2 separate regions of the Homo sapiens genome follow, and region 1 is linked to region 2. A link is an interaction called in ENCODE POLR2A ChIA-PET data of the cell type or tissue named here. Cell type or tissue: A673. All regions are shown on one strand. Links, peaks and the distances in the headings refer to the core of each region. The heading gives the core; the rest is flanking DNA. Region 1 holds the start of CCR9 (C-C motif chemokine receptor 9). Region 2 overlaps SACM1L (SAC1 like phosphatidylinositide phosphatase).

The links. Peaks named below come from ENCODE experiments on the same cell type or tissue, not always from the same donor. Only the 100,000 strongest peaks of a DNase experiment are listed, where the experiment ranks them.
Region 1: POLR2A ChIA-PET joins it to region 2 with 14 read pairs; 2 of 35 experiments call an interaction of 5 or more read pairs at or near these places.

The regions. Positions count from the first base shown.
Region 1 is chr3:45,882,650-45,890,983 of GRCh38, reverse strand. It overlaps CCR9 (C-C motif chemokine receptor 9), which reads right to left and starts at 4,441. Exons shown (of 3, transcript NM_031200.3): 1 at 4,329-4,441. It also overlaps a transcript of LZTFL1 not described here and the pseudogene SDHDP4. RefSeq lists a promoter at 4,426-5,425. In A673, for the core only: no CTCF peak of the experiment used is centred there; no DNase peak of the experiment used is centred there.
Region 2 is chr3:45,744,195-45,752,528 of GRCh38, reverse strand. SACM1L (SAC1 like phosphatidylinositide phosphatase) reads right to left here. Exons shown (of 20, transcript NM_014016.5): 20 at 7,120-8,334. Among named protein-coding and RNA genes, the nearest start is that of SLC6A20, 48 kb to the left of the region's middle. In A673, for the core only: no CTCF peak of the experiment used is centred there; no DNase peak of the experiment used is centred there.

The DNA of each region.
Region 1 (8,334 bases), core at 52-8,051, 140 kb before region 2:
TTTTCCCTCCCAGCCGTGTTTCTATGCATTCGTACACTTTGAACTTTTATTTTCTTTTTCCCACCTAACGGATTATGAACATTTCTTTCATCATTAAACATTCTTCAGACAGGTGAAGGCATCAGCTACCTGGCATTCCGACAGGGGCTGTGCCCCAATTCATTTAAACATTCCCCTCTGTGGGGCAATTCACCTGCTTCTAACTTCTTTTTATAGTTATTTTGAAATATTTCTCAGGTGAATGAAAGATGCATTTTCTTCAGAAAGGTTGTATTCTGCCCCTTTCCTCCTAAGCCGAAGAACCAAGAACTTTCCCCAGGCAGTATTTCTGAACGGTTCTGACATCTTCAGCTCTGTGGAGTGATTGCTTCCTGCTTGGCATGACTCCAGGTGCCATCAAGAAGCCCAGTGAGCCTCTGTTTTGAAATAAGAAACTCACCCAGCAAGCAGAAAAGCAGCCACTTTGGAGCTGAGCATTACTCTTCTTTTTTTTGCCCCAGATGAAAAATGCCCAGTTGAGTTTGGAAGACCTCAACTCAGCAAATTTTATTTTATTACAGCTTGGGGAATACGGAGGTTGATTTTTGAGATATCAATTAGAAAACACTTTATATATGTTATATATATATATATGTTATATATATATGTTATATATATATTTATATAAATATATATATATGTTATATATATATTTATATAAATATATATATATGTTATATATATATTTCTAATACCCAGGGCTTATGTCACCTCCTTTTTGCTTGCATGAAAGGACTGAATATTAATCATGTAATACCTGAGAAAAATTCCCAAAGAAAGAAACCACAAAAAGAAGAAAGAATGGCTTTGTTATAGTGAGTGACAGCAAGTTTCAGATTGGAAATAGCAATAGATGGTAACGACATTGGTAAGAGTTTGGAAAAAAGGCCTCCACACTGCTGTGAGGAGTATAAATTTATGTGATCTTTTTGGAGGGTTAAGCCATATCTGTCAAAATTTACAAAGCACAACATCTCTGACTCTGCAGCGCATCTGCTTGGAATTTGCCCTACTGGTATTCTCACAAAAGAACACAAGGGTCCAGGTATAGGGATATATGTTGGAGCAGAACAAAAATTGGAAAACAACTTAAATATTCAGCAATTGGTAATATTATGACACATCAATCCAATAAACCATGTGTAGCCAATAAACAAGGATGGTCCTCATGCTGATAGAAAAGAGGTCCTCAAGACTATAAGATTAAAATGCAACATGTAGGAAGACTTATGTTGTGTGATCTTTAAAAAAAAAAAAATAGAAAAAGACATACACTGCACTGCTCACCAGCACCGAAACATTTTCTGGAAGGAGACTGAACCACTGTGACCAGTGGAAAATGAACTTTCATGTTTTCATTTAGATTTTGCAAACTATTTAAATATCTTACCAAGTGTGTAAAATTTTATTTTAAGAGCTGTCATAAAAATAACTTGTCAGATTTAAAAAAAAAAGAAGAAGAAGCCCAATGCTCTAACGTTCAGCACACCTGTTTACAAAACTCATCTAGAGGAGGAACTTGTAGCCTGCTCCAGCTACCGCAGAAAGAGCAAGTCTAGTAATTACATTCACCGAGGCTACTTTATGCAACTAAGTTGTACACTAGCTTTCTATAAAGGTTTCTCTTTATTTTTTTTTTTAAAGGTAATATATAAACACAAGCCAGGCAAGATGGCTCATGCCTGTAATTCCAACACTTTGGGAGGCTGAGGTGGGAGCATCACTTGAGGCCAGGAATTTGAGATCAGCCTGGGCAACAGAGCAAGACCCCATCTCTACAAAAAATTTAAAAATATGCCAGGCATGGTTGCCTACCCTGTAGTCCCAGCTACTCAGCTGGCTGACGCAGGACAATCGCTTGAACCCAGGAGTTCAAGGCTGAAGTGAGCTAACATTGCACTGCTGCACTGCAGCCTGAGTGACAGAGCAAGACCCTGTCTCTAAAATAAATAAACAAATAGTATATATCATGTAATATATTATGGTGTATAATAGAATGTAATATATTACAGTTTATAAAATATGCATCTGCTTCTGGCTCATAGAAAATTTGGAGAGAGCCAAAGAGTAAAAACAGGACATACCCCTCCCTAGAGCCCACATCTAGAACCTCCACAGACAGCCTTGCCATCTATTTCTCTTTCATTTTTGTCAGAATACTTCTCAAATATTTTATTCTCCCAGCTACTAAGTCTCAGTGCTTGCTTTCATTTTTGTCTTGCCAGTGAGAAAGCGGGAAAAATATAGGGGGGAAAATCCCACATATGACCAAACATACTGAGAGTGAGGACCATCTCAGCGGTCTGTCGGGAGTGGATGGGCAGTTGACTCAGCACTGTGGCAAATCTCTCCCTTGCTGCTCAGTGAGGCCTTGTTGCAGGTGCCATGGGCCATCCATCGAACCCACTTATTCAATGTGCCTTGAGTACCTGATACATTTATTTGGCTTAAACAATGTGTAAGACATGATCCATGTCCTCAAGAAGCTTGCATTCAAATACACTGAGTAAGTCATGGCTGCAAATAACAACAAAGGGAAAGTGCTATGAGTTGTGGTAGGAATTGGAAGAAGGAGGTCATGTCTTTAGCTCTGGGGAGAATCCAGGAGGGCTTCATTGAAGAGGTGACATTTTTGCGGGTCCTTGAAGGCCGAAGAGCATGGAGACATGCAACGAGGGGAGGGAACATTGCTCCAGGGTGGGAAAACATATGCACTAAGGCATGAAAGTCAGAAAGCATGGGGTATGTGCAGGGACCTGGGAGATAAAGGAAGGGAGAGAGCTGCTAATTCTCCAAAAGAGAAAAGTGCCTATTAGAAAAGTTAGCTTGGAACCTATTATTATCCAATCACTATTTTTGTATTCTCTAACATTCTTACGTAGCCAACATGAAAATCAGCATGGGGTTATTGTGCACACAGCATCTCCCCACACTTATAGCCTCTGATGCTTACAGCACTAACATCAAATCAGATACTAACATGAGTCAGGAATGCAGGTCCTTACTTTGAACTTTGTACAATTTGCTACACGGAGCTTGAATCATCTCTTACATTTTTTCATAGCTCTGCTTTTTGTTCCCTACACGAGGCAGGGTCTCTGAGCCATCTATCAGATCCATCCACTCACCATGCCTGGATCAGATGCCTGCCAACCGCCCAGCAGGGGCTGCACAGGGCCCAGGGGCTCCCAACACAAGCCTGTGAGTGAGGCCTACACAAAGAGGCTTCAGAACAGATAAGCAGATATTGGAAGAAAAGGACTCCGAAATTCCAGATGCTGAAATAGTAAATTAGCTTTTGCTCGTTCAGGAAAGGGAGTAAGGAGATGGGATCCCACAGACTGGCTGCTGCACAGCCCTTCCGGTTCAGCACACAGTGACCACTCTCTGGATGGACTTGCCAGCCGTCTATGGAGTAACAGCTAATTCAGAACTAAAGAGGGTAGGTGTGTTTGAAAAGGCAAACCAGCATCCACTGATGAGTCATTTAAAATAACTTTTTGCTTTACTCTGATCATAAAGGAGTATTTTTACAATGCACAAAAAATCCCCAAAATGCCAACATACATAATATAGAAAATAAAAACTCCTGAAGCACCCTTTCCTAGTTTAGCCATTGTTAAGTTTCTGAGATACTTCCTTTCTGACTTTTTCTCTGTAACACAACCTCACACACACACACACACACACACAGACACACACGCACTTAATAGAAAGGAAATCAGACTACACATATAATCTTCTATCTTGCTTTCTAATTGCCCATCTTTCATGGATCACCTTCCATGCCAATTCAACATAGAACCGTATCATAGAATTGGATGGCTGCTGTGTATTCCATTGTCTAGATACATCACAATTCATTTAACCATTCGCCTCCTGATGCATAGTTTCCTTGTTTCCAGTTTTTCACTGCTACAAAGAATCCTTTCCATGGGGCAGTGTCTCAGACTCAAGGACCTCATGGGTGTGTCCTTTACCCCTGGCCACCATCTTGTCCCCCAGCACCTGCTTCTCCTTCCTTTAAGGTATAAATCACAGACTGCCTTAAGCCTAAGCTTCATGTATGTGAAGGGGGAGGGAGTTTTATTACTCGCCCTACAAGAAACCTGGGTTGGGCATCACCAATTCCCATTTACCTTCCTGGAAGTTTCTAGAAAAGTGCCTGGTGCCCATGACCTCTGAACAAATGAGTGCAAGCCCAGGTTTTAGAAGCCATCATAGCAGCACACAACTGAGGGCCAAGATGACACTGGGTTGGGGGCAACAAGAAGAAGAGCAATACTCACTGTGGAGGGCGATGCAACTCTCCCTGGGACAGCAGGCACCACCAGCTCTCAGTGTCTGGGGAAAGAGCTGGGTTGCTCTCTGCCTGGGATGAGGGGCAGGCTTTGTGGGTTCTGAGCAGGCAGCTACCCGATAACAACACGAGAAAGGAAGCCAGGCCACCCCTGCCTGTGTTGTCACTGGTGGGGTAGCCCAAGAGGGTGGGGAGTCACCTGTGTAGCTTCCAGCAATCAGCGGAGTCAATCATTTGCAACCAGAAACAAAAAGCTGAAAACTGCTGGGATAAGGGGAAACTGTCTCATCTGAAGACGCACATACAGACTGATGATCTAAGAGCAAATTCTCTTCCTAGACAGCACAGCTGCTTACAGGGAATGGGGAAATTGGAGGATCCCATCGAGAGAAGTCAGCCTTGTCAGGCTTGCCAGAGGTGCACACTGATGAGATTTCTTTAGGTGGTGTCACCTGAGCAGGCCTGTATCAGATTACCACCCAGTGGCAGATGTAGCACTATCCATCGCAACATACCTTTTCTGGCCTTGACAGACGTACCAGAACCCGGAGGGCTGTGCTATCCAACACAGTAGCTACTAGGCAGATGTGCCTATTTAAATTCAAATTAATTAAAATGCTAACTAGGGCCAGTGCAGTGGCTCACCTCTGTAGTCCCAGCACTCTGAGAGACTGAGGCGGGCAGATCACTAGGCAGAGCCTAGGAGTTCAAGAACAGCCTGGACAACATGGTGAAACCTCATCTCTACAAAACACACAAAAACAATTAGGCAGGCATGGTGGCCCATGCCTGTAGTCCCAGATACTCAGGGAAGCTGAGGTGGAAGGATCAGGAGGCAGAGGTTGTAGTGAGCCAAGATTGCACCACTGCACTCCACCCTGGGCAACAGACTGAGACCCTGTATCAAAAAAGAAAAATGTTTTAAGTGTTAACTAGTTTCTCAGTCATGCCAGGTACATTTCAAGTGCTCAATAGCCACATGCAGCTAGTGGCTATCCCAATGGACAATGCAGATACAGAACCTGTCCATCGTCGCCAACAGTGCTATTGAAAGGCACTGCTTTAGAAAGTCTGCCTGTGAGATGTAGCTAGGAACACATGGAGTGCTGGAAAGCCACAGACACCTTCAAATTGGGGCAAATCTAGTAAGGTTTTGCACATCAGATACATTAACAAAGATAATACAATAAATTGTATTAATTACAGGTGTTTTGGTAAAACTTTGAAAAAAGCTAAATATACAAAATATTGCATTTTTAATGAAGATCACAGACGAAGTCTTCCCATCCACTGCTACAGTGGGGACTTCAATCCTGATGTGATTAATGATTTCCTGTCATTGTTATGACAAAGATCCCTTTTATATATTTGTTCTGGGGGAAAATCATGACTACACTCTTGTGGATGTTAATTTCCACCTCTTGGTGTATTGATTGTCCCGAGGACTCAATGCCGCTCTGTCATGGCGTGGTACTCCCAGGCGCATGTCCCCTTCATCACCCTCAGTTCCCGTAGAGCAAAGGGATGCAGAAGGTGCACTTGGGTTTATTGTCTAAATGGAAAAAGGCCAACAAATAGGTCATCTGAAAGGTAGAGGGCATGCACAGTAAGAACGAAAGAGGTGTCTGATTCATCAGCCTTAAGGAACGGCGGTGCGAGGGAGCCGTGAAATTCCCTTCCCTCGGCGGGCGCTCATTGCAAATAAATGGTGTCTGAAACTATACATAGCTGAGAACCAGCCAGATGCTCTGGCATCTCACTCCTCCCTCTCACTTGGCAAATAAAGACACAAAAGGAACTGGTGCTAGAGGGAAGAAGATGTTCCCTTACTTGACTTTCTTGGCTGAATTTGTTTCTCCCCCGTGTTTGATTGCGTCCTTGGAAAGCTTGCAGCGAGGTGAGACACGCACTATTGCAATTGCCATGGGTGAGGAAAAGCCTGTGCTTCTCCCTTCTCTTGACTCAGGCTGTTTCCTCATCAGGTAAGAGCATACAAGGTAGACACTGCTTGCCCCTAGACGTTGGAGTGAGTCTCGGGGGAGGAAGGAAGGTGAGGCTGGCCGTCAGGGAAGAGGAGAAGGGGTAAATGCACCGGTGTGGGAAGATTCCCTCCTCTGCACGGGTCCCCGTGGTCCAGGTGAGGTGGGGAAGCTTAGGTAGGTTCTTCCATCCAGGTCTGGAAGAGCTGCTCTAGAGCACTCACATGCCCTCTCCTGGGATGCAGAGAGGATCATGAGGCTGGGGAGAAGGGAAGACGCAAGGAAGTCATAGAGAGAACTTCCGCTTTCTCAAAGGAGCTTGTGCAAATGTGACTCCCTTTGCTGCAATCTAGTTTAGGTCCATTCCTGAAAAAAGCCCTATCCTCTTGTTTTCTTTGCTGTGTTTCTTTCTTTGCAACTAGAATTCAGAGCTGGGTGACTATAAAAGGTTGCTGGTCCCCTTTTCTAAGGGCTATTTCTCTCTTGCATTCTCACCCTGCCAAAGGTGAGTTCTGGAGGACAGGGCACTATAAGCATACTCTGAGGGAAGAGATGGAGGTTCTCTAGAGGCTGAGTGCCCTCTGTGGTGCCCAAGGAGGCTGAGCTCTGTTCCTGCGAGCCCCAGTTGTCAGACCTGCTCAGATCTCAGGATTTCTTCAGGACCCAACCTACCCCAGAATGGCGTGGAGTGCAGCACATTCATTTGTCACTGAGCCACCTTTCTGGTTCCAAGGCTGCATCTGTCCACTGGACTAGTGAGAGGATTGTCAGTGTTTTGCTCCTGGGCCTGCTTCTAGCTGCTTAACTGAATCCTTGCTCTGTGATGGCCTACTCCGTGGCTGCAACTCTCACTCTTCATGGTCTTGGGGCCTTGGACAAGTTGTTCCTGACTGTGTTCATGGGGATGCATTGCAGAAAGCTGCCAAGGCAGGCCTTTTGGCACTTTCAGCTTTAGCCTTTTCTGGGCTTTGCTCTTTCAACTATCATGATGTGGGCATCTGCAAAGATACTGCCACATTGTAGAAGCGCTGACCTTTTTGACTTATACTTTGAAGAATTAATGCATGCCTCTTTGCCTTCACTTTGTCACGCCATTCAACTCACAATAAGGAAGAAATAACAGATAAATCCATTGGTGGACAGCCATCTTCTCTTAATCACCAGACTATTTTCAGAATTTAAGCTTTGAGGAAAAGGTTTGAGAAGAATTATGTCCAAGAAATTGTGAGACTGAGGTCTGTATTCTGGTGAGTTAACGGGGTTGCCTCCCAGCTTCTTATAAGACTCACATATAACTCAACATGATATATGAGCTTTTGCCTTTGAATTTATCAATCTCTTAAAGAGAATCCAGCTTTATTACTATTACTACATGATCAAATTTCTTCTGTACTTGCCTTGGGAATAATGGGCAAAGAGAAATACTGTTAATTCATGAATAAAAACTTTGCAGAAAATGAGACCGTGTTTAATTTTCAAAAACTTCCCTCTCTATTCAGTAGACACCAGCTACTGATGGTTACATATTCTAGGGGAAGTTGAAAATTAGGAAATGCTGATATCTCACATTATGAATTTCTAAATCCTAGGAAGAAAAGCTTGGAATGCTTCTGAGTATAGCAAAGTTCTGTTTAAGGGCAAGGTCCCCCTTGTAGAAGTATCAAAATATTACAAATTCTAAACTGAGACTTCATTCTCAAATGTGTTTTACTTGTTCTAAAACGATCTGTCCACAAATATAGAACTATAAGTAATAAACTGTTATTTTCCCACTAGAGGAATCTCTAATACAAAAATGCATTCTATGAAAAGAAATTTTTAAAAAAATGTTAATAATAATAATAATAATAATAATAATAATAATAATAGTATCCCCTTTGGGTTATGGACCAAGTGCTGTACCTGGCAACTGAAGAGCATTTCAGGAATAACTGTGGACTAGAAACAGCAATCCACAACGCTGATACCTGTAACAGAGAAAAGACCCAAGCTGACTTTGTTGCAGGGGCCAACAGG
Region 2 (8,334 bases), core at 149-8,148:
ACAGCCCCTTACTAATTGGTCCCCCAGTGAGAGCACATCATGGAGCCTCTGCATGGATGTCCAGCCCAGAGGAACGAGGCCAGAGGCAGGAAAGGATGAGCGCTGGACACCAGGGAAGACTCCCCACTCGTAGACTTACCCGGATCTCTCAGCAGGTGTGTGCAGATGTGCATGTGTGTGTGCATGGCTCTTAAGGAATTACCACCTGGATGAGATTTTTAAAATTTATAATTGAGGGGCCATCAGATTCAACACTCAGGTGAGGTACAAATAGATTATAGCCCATGTTTCTCAGCTTCAAGGCCAGAGTAGTCACGTCCATGCTGGCCTTTCACAAAATGAATCCCATGGAAGGCTGGTCCTATGAGATGCTCTAGGAACAAAAGATTCTACAGGCTACAAAGTTTGGGTGCTGCTGCACAGCCGATACCTCCTCTAGGAGAGTCACTTTTCAAACCTCTGAGCAAAGTCCTGCAGGTTAGATAACTCTGTGTAATTCAGTGTTTGCATACAGTTCTCACTAGAGATCCACCGTCAGAAAACAAGTGTTAACACAGAGAACCCACATTACTCCAAAACTGCACTGCAGGTCAGGAAAATGCATGGCATCAAAGCTGTCTGCCTAACAGATGGAGGAGCCCAGGGCTCATGGCAGGGACAGAACCATCCAACAAGATGCGTTCTCAGCAGTGAAAACATACCGGCAAATAGATGAGAATAGAAAGCCCCAACACCCACAAGTAGAGCGGACCTGAGAGACGATAGGGGTGGCACTGCAGGCCAGGAGGGACAAGATTCAACAACATTCTCAGCAACTGGCTAACTCTACAGGAAAAAGAACACTGGACTCTGTCAGATGACATCATATGGTCTTACATAAGCACAAAATGTGCTAGGAAAATACTGGTCAATTCAGCACCATTTATACACTTCTTTCATCAAAAGTCATCATAAGAAAATGAAAAGACAAGCTAAAAACAGAGAGAAGATATTTGTAGTATATTAACTAACAGATAATTATTCTCTAAAATATAAAGAATGTCAAAACTATGAAAAGATGCTCAATCTCATTAGTGATCTGAGAAATGCCAAAATGAGATACGATTTTTATACCTACTGGATTAAAAGTTAGGAAGTCTGACAGTGCCAAGCATTGGTGATAATGTGGAACTGGGAGCAATATAAATGGCACAAGCAATTTAGAAAAGAATTTCATGTTACCTTATATATTTCAGGCTTATAATTCTACCACTGAGCATGGAGCATAGAGAAATAATTTCCTGTGTGAGCTGGAGACATATACAATACTCACAGCAGTACTTAGTGCAAAAACAAACAACCAAAAACAACCAGAATATCCATCAATATTAGACTAGACAAAAAATGATTTGTGACCGTCATAAATAGATCCAAATGAATACATATGTTGTAATACATTCATTCAAAGTAAACAACAGTTGGCCAGGCGCAGTGGCTCACGCCTGTAATGCCAGCACTTTGGGAGGCCAAGGCGGGTGGACCACTTGAGGCCAGAAGTTTGAGACCAGCCTGGCCAATATGGTGAAACCCTGTCTCTACTAAAAATACAAAAATTAGCTGGGCGTGGTGTCGCATGCCTGTAATCCCAGCTACTCGGGAGGCTGAGGCAGCACAATTGCTTGAATCCGGGAGGCGGAGGTTGCAGTGAGCTATTGCACCACTGCACTCCAGCCTGGGTGACAGAGAGAAACCCTGTCTCAAACAAACAAACAAACAAACAAACAAGGCAGACAACAACAGGGTGGACTCCAGCTATAACCGTCAGTGTAGATGAATCTTAGAGCAATGCTGAATTCAAAGGCCAGCTGTATCATGCATATGGAATGATGCCATTTCTAGACACTTCAAAAACAAGCAAAACGAAACAATACAGATATTACATATACATTATATAGATATTATGTATCTAGGGATACATACTATGTACTAAACTAGGAAGAAATGCAAGGCTAGTGGTCATCTGTGGGAAGAGGTAGGGATGGCAGTGGGAAGGAGACCATGGGCTTCCAAGGTGCAAGTTCTGTTCTCCCCAGTCATGATCCAGATGCCCAAAAGCATACAGAGGGAAACAGTAAAGCTTTAGATTGAGGTGGAATATTGAATTCTTACAAGCTAGGTGCCTTTCCCAACACTCCTTCCAAAGAAGGAAACATAGCCAGGAGTTAAGGATAATAGCAGAGTTGTGCCCTGGCTCTGGGGAGCTCAACTAGCTGCCTTGGATAGGGTGTTCATGGTACACCTGCTGTGTCTATGTCCCTCCTCTCCCTCCTTCATCCTTCCGTCCCCCTCTTTCTTTCTCGGGCTAATTTGCTACACAGCATTAGATAACCAGAACACCTAGGTCCTAGCATAAGCCCCACCTCCTCCAGGAAGCCACCTGACTCCCTCCAGCAACAGCTCTGCACTTTACCTTTGTATTCTCTCCTTTCTGACTATGGTCAGCAGACTTCTAAGACGGCCCCCAAAGATTGCCACCTGGTATTCATGTGCTCGTGTTATCTCCTCCTCTTGAATAAGCTGGACCTAGTGACTTCTAGTGCACAGAAATGTGGTGAAAGTGATGGGATAACAATTTCCAGATTAAGTTATAAAAGACACTGTGGGCTGGGTGCGGTGGCTCACGCCTGTAATCCCAGCACTTTGGGAGGCTGAGGCGGGTAGATCACCTGACGTCAGGAGTTCAAGACCAGCCTGGCCAAGATGGTGAAACCCCGTCTCTACTAAAAATAGAAAAATTATCTGGGCATGGTGGCAGGAGCCTGTAATCCCAGCTACTTGGGAGGCTGAGGCAGGAGAATCGCTTGAACCTGGGAGGCGGAGGTTGCAGCGAGCAGAGATCACGCCATCGCACTCCAGCCTGGGGGACAAGAGCGAGACTTTGTCTCAAAAAAAAAAAAAAAAAAAGACAAGACACTGTGACTTCCTCCTTGTTAGCAGACTCTCTCTTGCTGACTTGATGAAACAAGTTGCCATGTTGAACAGGCCCATGTGGCAAGGAATTGAGGGAGAGTTTCAGCTAACAGCCAGCAAGCGGACCAGTCCAACAGCCCACAAGGAACTGAATCCTGCTGATATGATTTGGCTGTGTCCCCACCCAAATCTCATCTTGAATTCCCATGTGCTGTGGGTGGGACCCAGTGGGAGATAATTGAATCATGGGAGTGGTTTTAGTGGTAGTGAATAAGTCTCATGAGATCTGATGGTTTTATCAGAGGTTTCCACTTTTGAGTCTTCCTCATTCTCTCACTTTTTGCCTGCCACCATCCACGTAAGACGTGACTTGCTCTTCCTTGCCTTCCACCATGATTGTGAGGCTTCCCCAGCCACTTGGAACTGTAAGTCCAGTTAAACCTCTTTCTTTTGTAAATTGCTCAGTCTCATGTATGTCTTTATCAGCAGTGTGAAAACAAACTAATACACCTGCCAACAACGAGAGTGATCTTTAAAGTGGATCCTGCTCCAGCTGAACCTTGACTGGCGCCTGTGGGAGACCCTGAAATGGGGGACAGAGCTAAATTGTGCCCAAATTCCTGACCTACAGGAACTGTGAGATGATAAATACGAATAAATAGGGGTTGCTTTAAGCCAGTAAGTTTTGGAGTAATTTGTTATGCAGTGATAGATGCACTGAGGTCATTCAGAGCTGGAAGGTATCATACATCCCCTGCAGTCCCTGGTTGGGAGCACAAGGACACCTCATTAATTCTCAAATTAATGACCAAATTTTGAAATTATTTCACTAAGAAACTGGAAAAATGAATTATGGGAAGACAATATTTTAAATATTTACCCTAATTTATCCTGAGATTATATATATATATAAAAATATAATTATTATATAATTTATCCTCAAGAGAGATATATGTTTTTATATATATATATATATATATATATATATTTATATGTTTTCTGATCCACTGTCAGAAAACAACTGTTAATACAGAGAACCCACATTACTCCAAAAGTGCTCCAAAGTTCAGCTGGTGAGAGAGAGAGAACGAGATCGAGCACATGGGATTAAGAGCGAGCCATTTCCAAGGAATTTCATCTCACTTCCCACATGAGTGAGAGTCCTCCTAATGTTACAGGATCTTTGGGGTGTTGGTTTTCTGGCTGGAAACCTCTGTGGCCAGTGGTGCCTTTGCCCGTGTTTTGTTCAGGCCTGCTGGGCTTGTTCCGCCCACTCAGCCTGGCAGGCTGAGCTCGGCTTACATTACGGGCCTGGATCCCATGCCTGCCAAGGCCAAGTCAGGTATGGAGCAGCAAGGGGTATGTAAGCATGGGGCCCAACCACTGCAGTTACACACACCAGCTGCTGCAGTGGGGTAGGCAGCTCCAAGTGCTGGCATGGGTGCGGGCTCTCTGCAAGGCTGCAGCTGGACCAGGCATGCATGCAAGCAGCTTCCACGGCTGCCAGTGCGGAAGACGGTAGTGCCCAGAAGCTTAGAGATGCTAGGAACTGCAGGACCCCAAAGAGGGAGTCACAGCCCTGACTCAGGGAACTCCCAGGTCTGGGTTCCCTGAAGGGCTGCAGGTCTTCTCTCCTTCGCGCACAATGTGGTGAGCAAGGGGCATTTCAGCCCTGTTTGTTATAGCTCTTTTAGCCTCACCATTTGGCGGGTCCTGAGTTCTTGTCCTGTGGCCAGGAAGAATGAAGTATGTGGACAAGTGGAGGATGAGCAAGATGAAGAGGAGCTTTATCGAGTGATAGAACAGCTCAGAGGAGACCTGCAGGGAGTACCTCCTTTCCGCAGCCAGGGTGTTCCGATAAGTGTTCAGCTCCTAGCAGAGAGGGTAGCTGCTCTCTCCAGGCAGGTCATCCCAAGTGTTCAGCTATCAGCAGAGAGGGTAGCTCTTCTCTGCAGCTGGTTGTCCCATTGTCTCTGCTCTGCTTTGGCTGAGCCCAGGGCCTTTCTGGGCCTCAGGAGGGAGAAACTGAATATGCCAATTGGTCCGTGGGCAGCCATAGGTGGGACCAGAAAAGGCACAAGTTCCCATTCCAGTCAGGTCCACAGAACTGGCAGCCCAGCCCCCAGCTTCCAGGCCGTCCGTGGCCTGAAGGTGGGGCCTCACCAGGGACCCGCCCCTTTCTGCCCAGGAGCCTGTCTGCCTCCTGCAGCCATCCATGGTGCCCAGACTGCTTGACCAAGGGGCACCTGCAGGTCAGCACCGAGACACCCTTAGCCTCCCCCTCAGTTTCCCCTCCCCTCCACCAGTGCTTGTTGGTGCCCAAAGTCCAGAGGGGGCCGACGTGGCAGGAGGCTGGCTTTTCAGTGCTGCCCCAAGTGTGCACACACCCTGCTGAGCTGTGACAATGCCCAGCTTCGGCTCCAACCCCACTCTGAGATCTGGCTCCCGAGGGTGCACAGTGCGGATACCCAGGTCCTGTGCCTGGGAAGGCGAGTCTCCCACCTGCTCCATGGACGTGCAGGCGGCTCTGGCCATGCCTCCTCGCAGTCTGGGGTAGGGGTTCAGGTTCCTTGCTGGGCCCATGCTGGCATCTGAGGCAAGAGTGACGTCACCACAAGTTCTTCCTGTGGTCCCAGTGCTCAGGGGTGGCCTAGGGCTCTCCCTTGCCTGGCTCACAGCCCTGCCCAGCAGGAGTGCCTCCAGGAGCGGATTGCAGGCCCTGGGCCTGGTCCTAGGGAGCATCAGGCTCAGAGGTCACCCCGCTATGAGGCAGACCCTGGGGATCCGGCCCTGGGAAATCCTGCGCAGAGCCTCCTCCCAAGGCGCAGGAATCCGGCGCCAGTCAGCAGGAAGGGTGCGGTGGCCGTGCCACTGGCTGTGTCCCCAAAGTGAGCACCGCTCCCACTTCCCACTCCAGGCCCCCAAAGGACAGCCCCAGCTCCGCACCCCAGGCGCGGCCCCCGTGCTCCATGTGCAAGCATGGCACCACCCCGGGCCCAGCTCCGCCTGTGGCCCTTCTCTGCCTGGTCCTCCATGCACAATCACGCTGCTCCCCCGCCGGCAGGCAACTCAACCTGGCCACATTGCGGCGGCCCCCCGGGAGACAGGCTCCAGGGGTATCCCTGCAGCAGGCTCCAGGGACTCTCCGCCCTCCTGGCAACAGCAAGCAACAGTGGTGGTAACGCGGACCAGGGTCCAGAGCAGTGGTGGCTCCAGGCCTGGAGGCAGGCCCCACTCGGCCACACAGGGGTGGGGGCGGCGCAGTCGGCTGCCACAGGGACACGGGGCACAGGGAACGTGGGGCACAGGGGTCTCACCATCACCACGGCTGCTCCTGCAGCCACCACTCACACCTCCCTGCTACGGCCGGCACAATGGCAGCAGCCACTCCAGACGGCCCACTGCTGCCATCACTAGGTACCAATGTGTTTCCATCACTATTTCCCTCATGCTGACACCTTCCTGTGGAGGTGTCATTTTCTAATAAGCAATATTTTCCCACATCAGCTGGGATTCATAACATTTTGAAAAACAAATTACAATTTGAAGGTGGGGGACACCTTTTTATGGACATTACACTTTACTAAATATTTCCCTGGGTTTCTCTATAACTAAAAATAAAAACTATAAGGAGATACAAAATTTCTTAAGTGATCATAACTGGAAAGCAAAATTGCAGAAGCTACTGATTTTCTTGCTTACTCTAATTTTTCTATGATGATCATGCATTGCTTTGTGTATTAATTTGTCTTCACACTGCTGTAAAGAACTACCTGAGACTGGGTAACATATAAAGAAAAGAGGTTTGACTCACAGTTCCGCATGGCTGGGGAGGCCTCACAAAACTTCATCATGGCAGAAGGTGAAGGGAAAGCAAAGCACATCTTAACACGGTGGCAGGAAAGTGAGCGAGCAAGGGGGTAAATGCCAAACACTTTTAAACCATCAGACCTCGTGCAAACTCATGAAAACAGCATGGGGGAAACCATCCCCCATGATCCAACCACCTCCCACCAGGTACCTCCCTCAACACGTAGGGATTACAATTTGAGATGAGATTTGGGTGGGTGGGGACACAGAGCCAAACCGTCTATCATTTTGCATGATTTTTAGCATTCTAAGATCAAAAAGAAAAACATCACTTTCAAAGTACATGAATGATACCAATAATAGAAAAGAATATGACATTTTATTTTCACTTATGGACATACAGTACATGAATTTAGAAATAAAATCGTCGCAGGATTCTGAAATACTGATACCTTAAGATCTAACACACTGATATTAGTCCATTCCCTACAAAGCAGCCACATTAGCAGTTCAGATTTGGTCTTTGTTGTAGCTGTTGACATTAAGTTCTTTAAGTGAAATGCCCAGCAGCATTTAAATAATATTTTACAGCAGACATGAACTAAGTTTCAATATTCCATCTTTGGAACAAATTATGCTTATTTACATGTTAACAGGTGGCTATATTTACTTACCCTATTGTGAGTTTAATGACTGATTTTAAACTACAGAGGGTTTTCCAGCTATTATTTCCTTTAGTTTCTAAAAGTAACGACTTATATTAATGTTTTATAAAAGATAGTGATGAAAAAAAGGTAATGCTGAAATAAAGGCGCTTTTAGAAATATTTAAGGACAACATAAGGTATTAATATTGGAAAAAAACTGTACATATTTTCAAGCACAACACTGAAATATTGCAGCAGTGTTTAACTGAATTATTTAAAATAGTGGTAATTATACTACCTTACATACCGTTCTAATATTTAAATCTCTTAATTACAATTTGAATATACAATCTGACTTACAATTAGAACTATGCACAGTTTCCGAAGCATATTTTTCAGGTTTGTTTTTGCACAAAAATTAACGTTTAAGTTGGTCCTTGATTTGGAGTACTATAACTACCTGGAAGCACTAAGTTTTAGACACATTCATTGATAGCCAACAAAATCCTTGACAGAGTGAAAAACATCAAGAGTACCATGCGTGAAAAAGCAGCTGTTACCCTCCAAGTGCAATATGAAATCTAGAACAAGACCCTCTCAGAGGCCTGCGTGTCTCAATGAGTGACCCTCAAAGAAACCAAAATGTATAGGAGGAAGTAGCTGACCAGTCATGGGCATCTTCCACATTGGGATAATCTTTAAAACAGAGGCAGCTTTGGACCTCTAGCGTAAGAGATAGACTTTACATTCTTTGATTTTATTTACACTTTTTTAAAAAGATAAAGTATATCTGAATTCTCTCATCACACCTAAACTGCTGGTGCACTGGCAGTTCAAGCTGATTAAAGTCATGAGGCAGCCCACCAGAGACTTTAAAGAACCCCAGACCTCATCCTCCTCTTTCCTATCATGAAGTCACAGACTGTCTC